Regions from separate parts of the Homo sapiens genome. Here regions 1 and 2 are each linked to region 3. A link is a loop called in an ENCODE intact Hi-C map of the cell type or tissue named here. Cell type or tissue: endothelial cell of umbilical vein. All regions are shown on one strand. Region 1 overlaps SUSD5 (sushi domain containing 5). Region 2 overlaps SUSD5 (sushi domain containing 5). Region 3 overlaps FBXL2 (F-box and leucine rich repeat protein 2).

What was found. A loop is a pair of places that touch in the nucleus more often than their neighbours do. Peaks named below come from ENCODE experiments on the same cell type or tissue, not always from the same donor. Only the 100,000 strongest peaks of a DNase experiment are listed, where the experiment ranks them.
Region 1: a loop joins it to region 3, with 7 times the contacts of the local background. A loop is called at or near these places in 1 of 110 quality-filtered maps.
Region 2: it touches region 3 in a loop (4-fold over the local background); 1 of 110 quality-filtered maps calls a loop at or near these places.

Annotation. Positions count from the first base shown.
Region 1 is chr3:33,184,407-33,189,406 of GRCh38, forward strand. All of the region lies in intron 3 of SUSD5 (sushi domain containing 5), which reads right to left. Among named protein-coding and RNA genes, the nearest start is that of SUSD5, 32 kb to the right of the region's middle. RefSeq lists an enhancer at 2,571-2,865. In endothelial cell of umbilical vein, no CTCF peak of the experiment used is centred here; a DNase peak (open chromatin) is centred at 2,925; H3K27ac peaks cover 1,481 bases.
Region 2 is chr3:33,209,220-33,214,219 of GRCh38, forward strand. SUSD5 (sushi domain containing 5) reads right to left here. Exons shown (of 5, transcript NM_015551.2): 2 at 4,709-4,886. Among named protein-coding and RNA genes, the nearest start is that of SUSD5, 7.1 kb to the right of the region's middle. In endothelial cell of umbilical vein, no CTCF peak of the experiment used is centred here; a DNase peak (open chromatin) is centred at 2,422; H3K27ac peaks cover 1,564 bases.
Region 3 is chr3:33,317,115-33,322,114 of GRCh38, forward strand. The region is part of intron 2 of FBXL2 (F-box and leucine rich repeat protein 2); the gene reads left to right. Among named protein-coding and RNA genes, the nearest start is that of FBXL2, 42 kb to the left of the region's middle. In endothelial cell of umbilical vein, a CTCF peak has its summit at 2,091 (motif pointing left); DNase peaks (open chromatin) are centred at 1,407 and 2,007; H3K27ac peaks cover 2,426 bases.

The sequences.
Region 1 (5,000 bases), 130 kb before region 3:
TTTGGGTATTTATCCTACTTGGTGTACTCTGAGCTCCCCAGATCTGTGGTTGGTTGTCCGACATTAATTTGATGAAATTCTTGGTCATTACGATTTCAAATATTGCTTCTGTTCCTTTCTTCCTTCTCCTTCTGATACTTCCATTATGTGTGTGTTATAATTTTTGTGGTACCCCATAGTTCTTGGATATTCTGTTCTCTTTTTTTGTCTTTTATTTCTCTTTGTTTTTCAGTTTTGGAAGTTTCTATTGCCATATCTTCAACCGCAGATATTTTCTCCTCAGCTGTGTCCAGTCTACTGATGAGCCTATTTCTGTTACAGTGCTCTTGATCTCTCACATTTCTTTTTGATTCCTTAGAATTGCCACCTCTCTGTTGCTATTACCCATCTGTTCTTGTATGTCATCTAATTCTCCCATTAATGCCCTGAGCATAGTTATCATAGCATTTTAAAATTCCTGGTCTAATAAATTCAATGTTCCCGCCCTATCTGAGTCTAGCTCTGATGCTTGTTTTCAGTCTTTTCAAACTGTATCTTTTGTCTTTTAGAATGCCTCGTAATTTTTGTTGAAAAGTGGACATGATGTTCTGAGCAAAAGCCACTGTGGTAAACAGGCCTTTGGGAATGTGGTGGGAAGCTGTGGAGGGGAGAGGAAGTGTTCTAGAGTCCCATGACTAGGTCTCAGTCTTTTGTCAGCATGTGCCCCTGGACTGTGAACTTCATCAGTGCTTCTCATTTTTCCCCTCCCATCTAGGTGAGAGAGGATGGCTACAGGGAGCTGGAGTTGGGAATTTCCCTCCCTCCAGCAGGTCAGGCTCTGAAAAAATATTTTGTTCCTGATCACAGGCCTTGTTAAGAAGAACAGAATATTCTGGGGTATTTCAAAATGGTTCTTTTTCCTCTCTGTTTGCTGGAAGCAAAAGATTTTTCTCTGATATTTTCTGTAAGGACCTGATAGAGCTCCTGGAGGTAAAACTTCCAAAAGCATGGGGGCCCCTTGATGACTGGGTCCCCCTGGAGTTTTTAACTCACAAACTTGTCCACCCTGAGCTTCCAGCAATTCATCAATTACAGCTACGTTTTCCTACCCTGGCACTGGTTTCTTCCAATTGTTCTGCTTAGGTAACTTGTGATTATCTGTTTTTACCTGTTTCTCCAATTCTAGGGACAGCAGTTTGCCCTGTGACCTCACTTTGCTGATGGATCTAAGAAGAGCTGTGGATGTGTCAGTTTGTTCAGCTTTTTACTTGTTATGATGGAGCAGTAACTTCTAAACTCCTGACATGCTGGGCCAGAAACCAGAAGTCTTTTTCTTTTTTTCTTTAAATATTACAGCTCTTTCCACATTAATACTATAATCTACTTCAATCTTTGGTAGCAGACATTATTTAATCATTAGACAGATATTTATGTTGGTTCCAACTTTTCATGATTATAAATAATGCTTCAATGAACAGTCTCAAATGCACATTTTTGTACCTATCTTATTTCTTTAGGATAGACCTCTAGAAGTGGAACTGCTGCATCAAAGTAATGTTACAATTAAAAAAAATTCAAATTCAAATTTCCTCTTCTAATTTTACAGGTTGTTTTCCTTTAGTCTTTAGGCAGTCAAGTTACCTAAGAAGCATATTGCTTAAAAGAAGATAGACTTTGGGAGGCCAAGGCGGGCGGATCATGAGGTCAGGAGATTGAGACCATCCTGGCTAACACGGTGAAACCCTGTCTCTACTAAAATACAAAAAATTAGCTGGGCGTGGTGGCAGGCGCCTGTAGTCCCAGCTACTCGGGAGGCTGAGGCAGGAGAATGGCGTGAACCCGGGAGGTGGAGCTTGCAGTGAGCCGAGATTGCGCCACTGCACTCCAGCCTGGGTGACAGAGCAAGACTGTGTCTCAAAAGAAAAAAAAAAGAAGATAGACTGAGAAATGATGAAAATAGAAAATAATAAAAAATACGACTTGTGCTTTAAGCCACCCTGACTGGCCTCGCAGCTTGTAGTTTGGTAGCACTTTCCTTTCTTTCTTTTTTTTTTTTGAGACAGAGTCTCATTCTGTCACCAGGCTGGATGGAGTGCAGTGGTGTGATCTTGGCTCACTGCAACCTCCGCCTCCCCGGTTCAAGCGATTCTCCTGCCTCAGCCTCCTGAGCAGCTGGGACTACAGGCGCGTGCCACCATGCCCAGCTAATTTTTGTATTTTTAGTACAGACAGGGTTTCACCATGTTGGCCAGGATGGTCTTGATCTCTTGACCTCGTGACCTGCCCGCCTCGGCCTCCCAAAGTCCTGGGATTACAGGTGTGAGCCACCACGCCCGGTCAGCACTTTCTTAAAGACGCTCATTGCTATGCATATCCTTTTATATGAGAGAGATTTTGAATGAAGAAGTGTGTGGCTGTACTTCAGGAAGACAGCACAGAGTGACACATTTTGACCAAAACTACCTTGACTCTCTGAGTCAAGGAGCCTAGGAGATCAAGTGCTTATTTCACCTATATGGCAATTCGGGACAAGCAGTTATCTGAAACCCTTGCCACAAATTCAGATGCATCCTCCGCAGGGTGAGTAGGGGAGAATCATGTAGGTGAAGAATGAACCAAAGTCATCCACCTCAGTTATGTCAGGCTGGACCAAATTCCAGCTGGTATCTCAAAGGCAAAAGGCCTGGACTTTCCACCTTTCTCAGCTGCCCATGACTCATGCTGGATGCCCCACTGTTTTCTTCCACCAGGATCTACTGGAAGGCTGTTCAGCAAACACTATGAAAGGACTGATTAATACTTTCAGTCTCACATAAATCTATCTAAGGAACACAGGGAAACTGTTTTGGAAGTAGAGAAGGAGGAACTTCAGGCTAAACTCAGATCCCACCAGACTCATAAGATCTTCTTCAGAATTAATTTTCAAAACGATATGGGCTAGAATCTGGCTCAGGAAAACCGCAATAATGCTGCTGAGAGTCTAGGTACATACACCATATGTTTCTGGATTTCCCGCAAACATTCAAGACAGGAAACACACTTCTGAGCTGGTGTGATTCAGAAGCTCCAGTACAACAGTGCTATGCGTTAACACAACCAAGTGCGTGCCAAAAACACCACTCATATCCAGGTGCAACTTGAATTAGTTCCTTTCACCAATCTTCTCATCTTGAACCTCACAAGGGAGCTATGGAAAACAGCTGGCTATATACCTGGACCTTCTTCTCCTCTCTAGGGAAACTTAACATTTGGTAAGTGTACTAACAGTCTTTTTTTTTTTTTTATACTTTAAGTTTTAGGGTACATGTGCACAACATGCAGGTTTGTTACATATGTATACATGTGCCATGTTGGTGTGCTGCACCCATTAACTCGTCATTTAACGTTAGGTATATCTCCTAATGCTATCCTTCCCCCCTCCCCCCACCCCACAACAGGCCCCGGTGTGTGATGTTCCCCTTCCTGTGTCCATGTGTTCTCATTGTTCAATTCCCACCTATGAGTGAGAACATGCAGTGTTTGGTTTTTTGTCCTTGATACTGCTTCTCGATTATTCTGTAGATAGAAATTGTGGTTTGTGAACACAGATTTAGGACCTGGGTTTCAACCATTTCAACATCAAGAGATATATCTATTATTTTTCCTTCCAAGAAAAGAAGATTTTATAAAAGATTCTGTCTATCAACCAAATGTTTATTCATAAGCACATTTATTTCACTCATTTTTCAATTTAAAAGGGCACATTTGCCTGCCAATCAAAGCTTCTGATAACCAGTGTTTCCACAAAGAATTTAGAACTCATATGAAAGTTGATGCTTTTATTCTGATAAATTGTTGACTTTCATCTTGACCTTTGAAATTTTAAAGAAGAGCCTGCAAAACTCAATTATTACTTTGCAAGACAAAAATGTAAAATTCTGAAACAAATGCCTGATCTTTCCTCCTTCCTTTTGGTGTTACCCAAGCTATGTGTCTTTAGGGCCCCCTGCTAGCTCCCTCCCACTCACTCCACAACACACAACCAGCATTGTCCTCCCCAAGAACAGTTAGTTCTTACACTCCTCTACATCAGTGGTTCTCAAAGATGAACATGCATCAGAATCACCTGGAAGGTTTGTAAAAATACATCTGGCCCTCCTTTTGAGTTTCTGACTCTGTAGCTGAGGCCCCAAAATTTGTATTTCTTGAAAGTTCCTAGGTAATGTTGAGACTGCTGGTACAAGGACCACCCTTGGAGAACTGCTGCTGTGGATCAAAAACCTATCCTCAAAAACAGGCAAAACCTATATGTGGTGATAAGAATTGGAATAGAGATGGGCCTCTGGCTCTGCTGGAGTAGGGAGGGGCAGAAGATTATTGGAAAAGGACTCCAGGGAACTTTCTGGGGTGAAGAAAATGTTCTATATCATGACTGGGTGTTGATTACACAGGTGTATACATTTGTCAAAACTTGTCAACTTTAGATCTGTGCATTTTGCTGATGTAAATTATACCTTAATGAACTAAGTTAATTTAAAAAATACCTCCCCTTAGAAAAATCTGTAATTTATTCAGCATGAGGTATAAGTGGTTGAAAATTATTCACAACCTCTCCCAATGGATACTTCATGCCTTAAGATAGTGATTTCCAACTTGTAGGGATTCTACCAGGGAAGCAATATAGTATTTGCAAGATGTAGGCAAGTTCATATGCAAATAAACCCTGCGTCAATCAACCAATAACTCTAAATCAATTACTAATACATGGAAATCTACATGATAGTACTCCTTGAGTTTCTCCTCCTAAAAACTTATTTAAAAAATATTCTAGCCGGCTGGGCGTGGTGGCTCACACCTGTAATCCCAGCACTTTGGGAGGCTGAGGTGGGTGGATCACGAGGTCAACAGTTCAAGACCAGCCTGACCAATATGGTGAAACCCCGTCTGTACTAAAAATACAAAAATTACCTGGATGTGGCGGCGCACGCCTGTAGTCCCAGCTACTCGGGGACTGAGGCAGGAGAATCGCTTGAACCCGGGAG
Region 2 (5,000 bases), 110 kb before region 3:
TCATATATGATTCTTACCAGTCTTACCATGATGTGCCTAGCTGTGAATTTCTTTGTATTTGTCTTACTTGAGCTTTGCAGGGATTCTTGAATCTGTGTCTGGATGTTTTTCTTCAATTGTGGATCATTTTCATATTACTTTTATTCTATTTTCTTTTATCTTTCTCTTCTCCTTTTAGAATTCAAATCATATTACATCTTCTTTGTCTTTTACCCTTTGTTGTATAATTTTTCATCCTTTTTCCCTCTGTTATTTATTCTGGATATCTTCCTCTGAAATATTTTCCAGTTCACTAATCCTCTCTTTGGCTCTTTTTTTTAAAAGTCTTTCTCTCCTTTCCTTTCCTTTTCTTTCTTTCTTTCCTTCATTCCTTCCTTCCTTCCTCTTTCTCTCTTCCTTCCTTCCTTTTCTTTTCTTTCTCTCTCTTCTTTCTTTCTTTTCTTTTTTTTTCTTTTCTTTTCTTTCTTTTTGCAACAAGGTCTCACTATGATGTCTAGACTGTATTTAAACTTTGAACTCCTTGGCTCAAGTGATCCTCCTGCCTCAGCCTCCCAAGTAGCTGGGACTATAGGCATGCACCACCATGCCCAGCCCTCTTTGGCTCTTTTTAATCAGCTATTAGGTCTATCCATTAAGTTCTTAATTTTAGTTACTGAATTTTTCATGTCTAGAGTTTCCATTTGGTTATTTTTACAGTTTCCACACTCTGCCAAAATTCTCCTTCTCATCTTTTATATCTTTGAACATGTCAAGGATAGTTATTTTAAAGTCTGCATCTACCAATCCTAATGTCTGGAGTTTCTATTACCTATTGTTTCTTCTGAATTTTATTCTACTTGCCTTGTCTCCTCATGCAACTAGTTATTTTATATTGTGTGACAAATCCTACATTGGCTAAATTGTTTGTTGAAATTAATTGAGGTCTAGGATACTATCTTCCTCAAAACATAATTTTTATTTGATTCTCCTAGACATCTGGAGCACTGGAAATTCAGGGTCATCTCAATCCGAATTCATGGCTATAGAGTATTTGAAGATGTGCTGCTTCTCCTAGGAGGGCCTGCGAACAGTTCACTGTACAGTGTACTGTGTCCAGCTTACCCTTAGGGCATAGCCCTGCAAGGTCCCAACCCAAAGCAAAACGGCTCACTGGGTCCCCTCCTACACAGAAGGTGAATTCAAATCTCCAACCTCCTAGTCCCATGTGGCTATTAAAACTGCTATTCAGCTTTTTAGCCACACTTTATGGAATCTGCAAAGGTTTCCAGGAGACAAGTGGCCCAAAAGTCTGAATTCATCATTCTAGGCCTTTATCATTCTCTGGATTTATGTGTACACTCAACATAAATTCATAGAGATATAGGGCAGATGTGCTAGATGTCTACTATGCCATCAATTACAAGATGCACCACACATTTAATCATTGCTTTTCAGTGTGTGGTGAGGGAGTGGAGACCTGGGCAGGAAAGGCCCACAGTGAAATGTACATACTAATGGTCAGATGCTTGTTTCTAGAAAAATAAAATGAAAGGACATTGAATAGGAATGGTGAAAAGAGAATAATATGTTTTAAAAAATAAATTAAAAAGGGATAGAAAAACTATTTTAATACATTGTATAGTAAATATAACAAGTATATTTTCTTTATTTTCTTTCTTTCATTATTTATTTTGAGACAGAGTCTAGCTCTGTTGCTCATGCTGGAGTGCAATGGTGCCATCTTGGCTCACTGCAACCTCTGTCTCCCTGGTTCAAGCGATTCTCCTGCCTCAGCCTCCTGAGTAGCTGGGACTACAGGCACACACCACCATGCCCAGCTAAGTTTTGTATTTTTTTATTTATTTTTATTTTTTTAGTAGAGACTGGGTTTCGCCATATTGGCCAGGCTGGTCTTGAACTCCCGACCACAACTAATCTGCCCGCCGTGGCCTCCCAAAATGCTAGGATTACAGGCATGAGCCACTGCACCCAGCTGTATGTTTTCTTTGTAAGGTAATATCATTTCAGCCTGCAGAGATCCACTAATATGTCTTAATACCTTATAGTAAACCTACAGAAGATGGACCTTTCTAATCATCCAGTCCTGGCATACAATGCTTGAGAGACCTAAGCCTAGTTGCAAGCGGTCTCTTCAGAATCTGTGAATACTCTGGTTATCTGATGAAATTTTATAGTAACAGGATTATGAAAAAATATTCCTACTTGACTACATTATGGAAATGCATGCACAGGGCATATTTTGTCTATTCAAGAGCATAGATATAAAATGTAAGGCAGAGAGGACCACAGTTCCAGATTCACCAAAAGGCTTTGGATGTAGCCTCAGTTGTCCCTTTATTCAGTTGCTGCTTCATACTTGGCACATTTGGAGACATGAGTCAGCATGGCTATGTTTTCTATGGCCACTCGCCAGCCAGACATCTTAGGATCATCATCTACCAAAGTAGTTCTTGGTGCCTTGTTTGCTTTCACATTTCCTGTGGCATGAAGGAAAAAGTGAAGTGGCTCCTGCCTTCTCTGAGCATGACTAAAGAAGTGTTTATTTCTGCTTTTGTTGCCTGTGTTTTTGAGATCTTATTAAAATATTTTCCCAGACCAATATCCTGAAGCATTCTTCCTATGTTTTCTTCTAGTAGTTTTATAGTTTTGGGTCTTACATTTAGTTCTATAATCTACTTTGAGTTGATTTTTATATGAGGTGAGAGGTGGGGGTCTAGTTTTATTCTTCTGCATACAGATATCCAGTTTTCCCAGCACCATTTATTGAAGATACTGTCCTTTCCCCAGTGAGTGTTCTAAGTTCTAGTGTTCTATACCACTGTAGGATGGCCATAGTTAACAATAACATATCATTTCAAATAGCTAGGAGGATATTGAATGTTCCCAGCAAAAAATAAATGATAAATATTTGAGATGACAGATATGCCAATTACCCTGATCTGATCACTCTCAATTATGTGTGTCAAAACATCACTACGCACCCCATGAATATGTACAATTATTATTTGTCAATTTAAAAAATAAAATTAGGCCAGGCATGGTGGCTCACACCTGTAAACCCAGCACTTTGGGAGGTGGAAGCCAGAGGACTGCCTGAGTCCAGGAGTTTGAGACCAGCCTGAGCAATAAGGCAAGACTTTGTTTCTACAAAAAAAACTAATAAATTAATAAAAATTTAAAACAAAGCAGGTTTCAGCACTATTAGAAAGATTTCTCCTAGCTGGCCATAACAATTACTTCTCTAAAGGATTCCACGGGTCAGGCACTCAAATAGCCACAGCAGGAATGGCTAGTCTTGCGTATAATGTCTAGGGGCTGAGCTGGCAAGACTCATAGGCTGGCAATAACTCAATGGCTGGGGGCTAGAATCACCTAGAGGCATCTTCATTCACATTTTTGGCAGTTAATGCTAGCCACTGGCTAGGACATTGGTTAGGGCTGTTGGCAAGAGCCCCTAAAGGAGATACCTCCATGTGGTCTGGCATTCCTCACAGCACACCCATCTCAGCACAGTCAGACTCCTCATGGCATCTCAAGGCTACAAAAGTGAGTGTCCCCAGAAATCTAGACAGATGCGGCATGGATTTTTCCAACCTAACTTCAGAAGTCACGTAATCTCACTTTTGCTGTATTCTATCAGTAGAGGCAAACACACCTATTGATGGCAGTGGTGTGAAAAAATTTGTGGCCATATTTTAAAACCTCCATACCACGTTCCTATACATATACATGCAGATGAGTATCCACAGAAAAAAGGGATAAAGAATGTATACCAAACAATTAATAGTCATTATCTCTGAGGTGGAGAAGAAGAGAGAAACTTAACTTTGTACTTTATATATATATGCATTATTTGAAATTTTTACAATAAGCATGTATTCTTTTTATTACTTAAAAAAAATTCAAGGCTAGGCAGGGTGGCTCACGCTTGTAATCCCAGCACTCTGGGAAGCCAAAGCAGGAGGATTGCTTGAGGTCAGAGTTCGAGACCAGCCTGGGCAACATAGCAAGCATTTTTTACCTCTATAAAAAAAAAATTAGCCAGGTGTTGTGGCACATGCCTATAGTCTTAGCTATAGGAGGCTGAGGCAGGAGAAACATTAGAGCCCAGGATGTTGAGGCTGCAGTGAGCTATAATTGTGCCACAGCACTCCAGCCTGGTGGACAGAGTGAGACCCTATGTCTAAAACAAAAAAAGAAAATTCAACATAACAAAGTAAGGGGATAAAAGAACTATGACAGAACTCCAGAAAAATGCTTTTGTAAGTAAACTCAAACATGAACACACACCAGGCGTGGTGGCTTACACTCTGGGAGGCCGAGGCAGGTAGATCACCTGAGGTAAGGAGTTCGAGATCAGCCTGGCCAATATGGTGAAACCCCATCTCTACTAAAAATACAAAAATTAGCTGGGCATGGTGGCACATGCCTGTAATCCCAGCTACTCGGGAGGCTGAGGCAGGAGAATTGCTTGAACCTGGGAGGTGGAGGTTGCAGTGAGCCTAGATTGCACCACTGCACTCCAACCTGGGCAACAGAGCTAGACTCCATCTCAAACAAAACAAAACAAAACAAAACAAAACATGAACACGCTACTGCCCACTGTACTCTGCCTGTATGGTACCTCAACAGAACAATTACTGAGTCCTATATAAGCCTTGGTGGTGCAACTGGGGTGAGTTGGAAAAGGAGTGCTCGCCTAACTTACCCAAGAGTACCATCTGCTAGCCAGCCAGTGGTGCACACCGCAAAGGAGCAATCCTGTACCACTCTCCGCAGCTCGTCTGCAGATGCCAGGTGAGCGCCCCTGCTCTTGCAGGAAAGCCGAGCAGCCTCCAGTTGTAGGCCCTGAGAGCCATTCTGAGACTCCAGCACAAAGAACTTTCCTGTGTGGGAACAAGAACAAACACATGTGGATTTCAGGATCCATGGGAAGTTAGTCTCAGCAAACATCCTCTGGCAGACGCCAGTTAGAACTGTAGTCCTTGCCTGAAGGCCCA
Region 3 (5,000 bases):
CTTGAACTCCTAGCCTTAAGCAATTTTCCTGGTTCAGCTTCCCAAAGCTATGGGATTATAGGCTTGAGCCACCATGCTCAGCCTAATATATGAATTTTTCATCACCCCCCAAAGTTCCCCAGTGCCCCTGTGTACCAGTTCCCCTTCCCCGCCTCTCGCACCGTGTTGGTGATTATTCTTTTCACAGAGAATACACTTACACCTCAACCTCAAGAGAGAAAACCCAAATCCCATTCATTCACTGCATCCAATTCATAGTTCAGGGTCTGTGGGTGATATGCATTCCTCTCCATCAGATCTGGATGTGGTACTTAATGGTTTTGTTACTCTCCCTCAACTACTGTCTCTCACCCCATATTCAGGAGCAGGGACAGGATAACAACAATAAACAATAAAACTTGTAAAAAGGAAGAATGGAAGACACACATCATTGTTTTGTAGCAATGATGAGATTCTGCTAAACAGATATTATGAAGCCCGCCTTATCCTAGCAGTAGGGGTATGTTTCTGTTCTATTCCATTCCATTCCCTATTTTGTTTACTGGAGGGGGCTCCCTTACCATTGGTCTTGGTGACTTTTAACTCCAGCCTCAGAAAGGTCTTACTTGCTCATTATTTTCCATGACTACATCTGAAGTGGATGTTAGGGAATATGCCCTTACTGGGGACTGTACATGTTGAAAATCCCTAATCCAAAAATCAGAAATCTGAAATGCTCCAAAATCTGAAACTTTTTTGAGCACAGACATGAAACTCAAAGGAAATCATTGGAGCATTTTAGATTTCAGATTTTTGGATTAGGGATACTCAGCCCATACTTATTTCACAGCCATTTCTTACCTGTGTAGTTTTGGGAACCTTAGGATTAGTTGATAATCACAGCATGTTTTGGGCCAGGTTTCTGGGTTTTTTTTGTTTTTTTGACAGAATTTAAGAACTTAGTAGTCTTCTAATTACCACGCTCTAAATTCATTCTTAGACTGTAGCCCCAGACGTCTTTTGTTTTGTTTTGTTTTGTTTCCTGTTCCCCATGGCTGTTTCTCACTGGTATCTATCTTGAGACATCTGAAACATAGGTGTGGGATGAAGGAGAGCAACTTTAATCTGATCTTTGCTACAGGTCTTGGTTGTTCTGTTTAACAGAGATTTGCAGCTCAAAGTGCTTTTCAATCTTATTTTTACTATGTGGCATTTAGAAATAGTTGACTTTTCTAACAATCTGAGGCTCTAAGTTTCTCTTTTCTCTTCCCTTTTATTTCTGCTTGCAAACCAACTAGTTATTTGTTGAGTACTCTTTCTTTTAATGCCTTGATAAATATAGGAAGGAGAAACCATTATTTGCTAACCTTTTGGCACTTCGTAATCTCTTCTCTAGATCTGCATTCTTTGTCTGCTGTCCAGATAATCATAAGCAATTATATTACATAACATGTCTTTATCTTGCCAGCTTCAGATGCATGTTTCCTGTGCTGTTACCCACTAGATGGACACACTAGACAGATGTCACATATTTTAGATTTTTGTTCGAAGTAGCACCTCACATCAAGATATCTGTTTCTAAATTAGTGTAGTTAGAGTAGGCTAATGTGGCATATACATCTAATTTTTTAAACATAACTGATGTTTTTTAAACATCTATTATTGCTCAACTAATAGAATTCGGTGTGTGAAAGGTCAGCAGGGCAATCCTCCTCTCTGTAGTTATTGAGGACCTTGTTGAAAGAAACCCTTCTGTCTTCAACCATGGCTTCCATTTATCCAGCTTACTTTTCATGGCTAGATCTCAGTTACATGGCTGTACGTACCTGCAAGGGGGTTTGGGAAATGTAGTATAGGTGTGTTTCCTGAAGGAGAAGGGAATGTGGATTTGGTGAGCAGCTAGCAGTTTCTAACACGAACTTCATTATTTGTAAAGCACGAATCCCAGGCAAGATGGGAGTTTTCTAGATTTTCCTTTAGGTGTTTTAAGACGTCACAGTCCTGGGATATATCAAGACAGAATTATAATTTTGATCATCCCTTTTGTATCTTGTTCAAATTTTACAAACTAGGTACTGCAGTGGTTCAGCACAAACTTCAAGTATGGGAGCCCCCTTGTGGGAGTGCCCATGGCAAGTTTATCTAACCTAAGGATGATTTTTTTTTTTAGTGAGGACTTATTGAAAATAATTTTTTATATATCTCTTTATTATTTTAACTATTATTGGAACCATTTGAATGTATTGCCTATTAAATAAATTAAAAAATAAAGTAATTCATCAAGTGGATGTATGATGTAATATACATGAAGTATCTATGAATTTTTAACTTTAAGAAATAATTATGGAAATTATTCCTGAAGACATTCCTTCATTTAACAGCTACTTCCTGAACACCACTGTGCTTAGAATGTTGAATTATTGAATTCTTACATATTTACTTCGATGAGCAATATCACAATCATGAAAACTGTATCATTGCCTGGGGAAATAGAATGTGTTTGTTGGAACTTAAGTGGTTCTCTTAAATGTAAGAAATAATACCTTTAGCATCTATACAGTTGATTATGTATTTTAATGTATGAGTTATTTCCAAAAGAAGGTATCATATTAACCATGAATAACTTTTATTTTTTTAAAAAATTGAAATATCAAAGCATTTCTTTATTCATTTGATATTTGGTGCTTATTTTGGTTCACACACTTTTCTAGGGGCACAAGAAGGAAATTAATGTCATTTAGGAAAATGTCACTTTATTTTTGTTTCATTTACCTAAATTCAGACATCCAAAAAATATGTAAGATATCTAAAGACAAAATCTCACAGAAGATGTGCAAGTCCTATATGGAGATAGTGATTCAGTGTTATTAACAGACATTAGAGGAAATATTAATAAGTTTCAAGAAATATATTCATGTATAGATAGGCCCAGTATTACAGATATACCCATTCTCCCTAGATCTATGGATTCAATGCAGTTCTAATTCAAATGCCATCTGGAATTTTGGGGGGGACATTTAAAAAACTGACTCTGAATGTATATGATCAAGTGATAGCCAAGATATTTTGAAGAAAAATAGATATAGGGACTGCTCTATAAGCCATCATAATTTATTATGAAGTTATAACAAGTAAAACAGTAAGGTATTTGGCATGGAATAGAGAACCAGAAACAGACCAATGCATGGGTACAGGATATAACACAGGGAAATGAGGGACAATATATGGTTCTGGGATAATTATTTATATGGGGAAAATAAAGAAATTGGATCCCTACCTCACACATACAAAAAAAATCATAATTGAATTAAAAACTTGCATGTGAAAGGAAAGACTTTAAAACATTTAGAAAAAGTATTGGAGGCTATGATCTTGGGGTAGGAAAGCATTTCTTTTTTTTTTTTTTTAGACGGAGTCTTGCTATGTCGCCCTGGCTGGAGTGGAGTGGCGCAATCTCAGCTCACTGCAACCTCTGCCTCCAGGTTCAGGCGATTCTCCTGCCTCAGCGTCCTGAGTAGCTGGGACTACAGGCGTGCACGACCATGCCTGACTAATTTTTGTATTTTTAGTAGAGACGGGGTTTCACCATGTTGGTCAGGCTGATCTCGAACTCCTGACCTGGTGATCCACCTTCCTCGGCCTCCCAAAATGCTGGGATTACAGGCGTGAGCCACCACACCTAGCCAGGAAAGTATTTCTAAAACATGACACAAAAATTGTTTACCATGGAAGAAAAGATTGTTATATATTACTACATTAAAATTAAAAACTTTATTCATCAAAAAACACCCTGAAAATTGAAAGGAAAGCCACAAACTAAAAGATACTTGTAGTACATAAAACCAACATATTCTTAGTATCCAGAATTTATGGAATTTATAAAGAACTCTTACAAATCAATAAGAAAACGACAAACAATCTAACTAAAAAATGGGGCTGGGTGTGGTGGCTCACACCTGTAACCTTAGCACTTTGGGAGGCCGAGGCAGATGGATTGCTTGAGGTCAGGAGTTCAAGACCAGCCTGCCCAACATGGAAAAATCCCATCTCTACTAAAAATACAAAAATTAGCCAGGCATGGTGGCACATACCTGTAATCTCAGCTACTTGGGAAGCTGAGGCAGCAGAATCACTTGAACCCAGGAGATGGAGGTTGCAGTGAGCTGAGATTGCACCATTGCACTCCAGCCTGGGTGACAGAGCCTGACTCCATCTCAAAAAAAAAAAGAAAAAGAAAAAAGAAAAAAAAGAAAAAGAAAAATGTGCAAAAAGCATTAACTAGTATTTTAAAGGAGAGGAAGCATAAATGGTGGAAAAAAATATGAAAAGATACTTCACATCACTAGTAATCACAGAATTTCAAAATAAAGATTACAAGTGACCATCTACTCTCGTGAGATTGGCAAAAATTAAGAAATGTGACATTATCCACAGTTGGAGAGGATGAAGATTCTTTTATACAGTTAATGTGTCACTTAACAATGGAGATACGTCCTCAGAAATGCCAGGATATGTTCTGAGAAATTTGTTGTTAGGCAATTTTGTCATTGTGTGAACATCGTAGAGTTGACTTACACAAAGCTAGATGGTATAGCCTATTGCATATCTAGGCTGTATGGTATAGCGTGTTGCTCCTAGGCTACACACCTGTATGACATGTTACTGTACTGAATACTGTAGGCACTTGTAGCAGAATTGTATTTGTGTATCTAAATGTAGAAAAGGTACGGTAAAATTATGGTATCATAATCTCATGAAACAACCATTGTATATGTAGTCCATTATTTACTGAAATGTCATTATCCAGTGCATGACTGTACATTGCTGGTGGGAAGGTGGTCAGTACCACCACTTCAGAAAACAGTTTGTCACTGCCCTGTAAAATCAAACATTGGCATATTCTGTGACCTGAATTGCCACTTTTGAGTATACCCTTAGGAACCTGCAAATGTACACGTGGTGACTAGGTGATTTTTTTTTTTTTTTTTTTTTTTTTTTTTTTGAGACTGAGCCTCACTCTG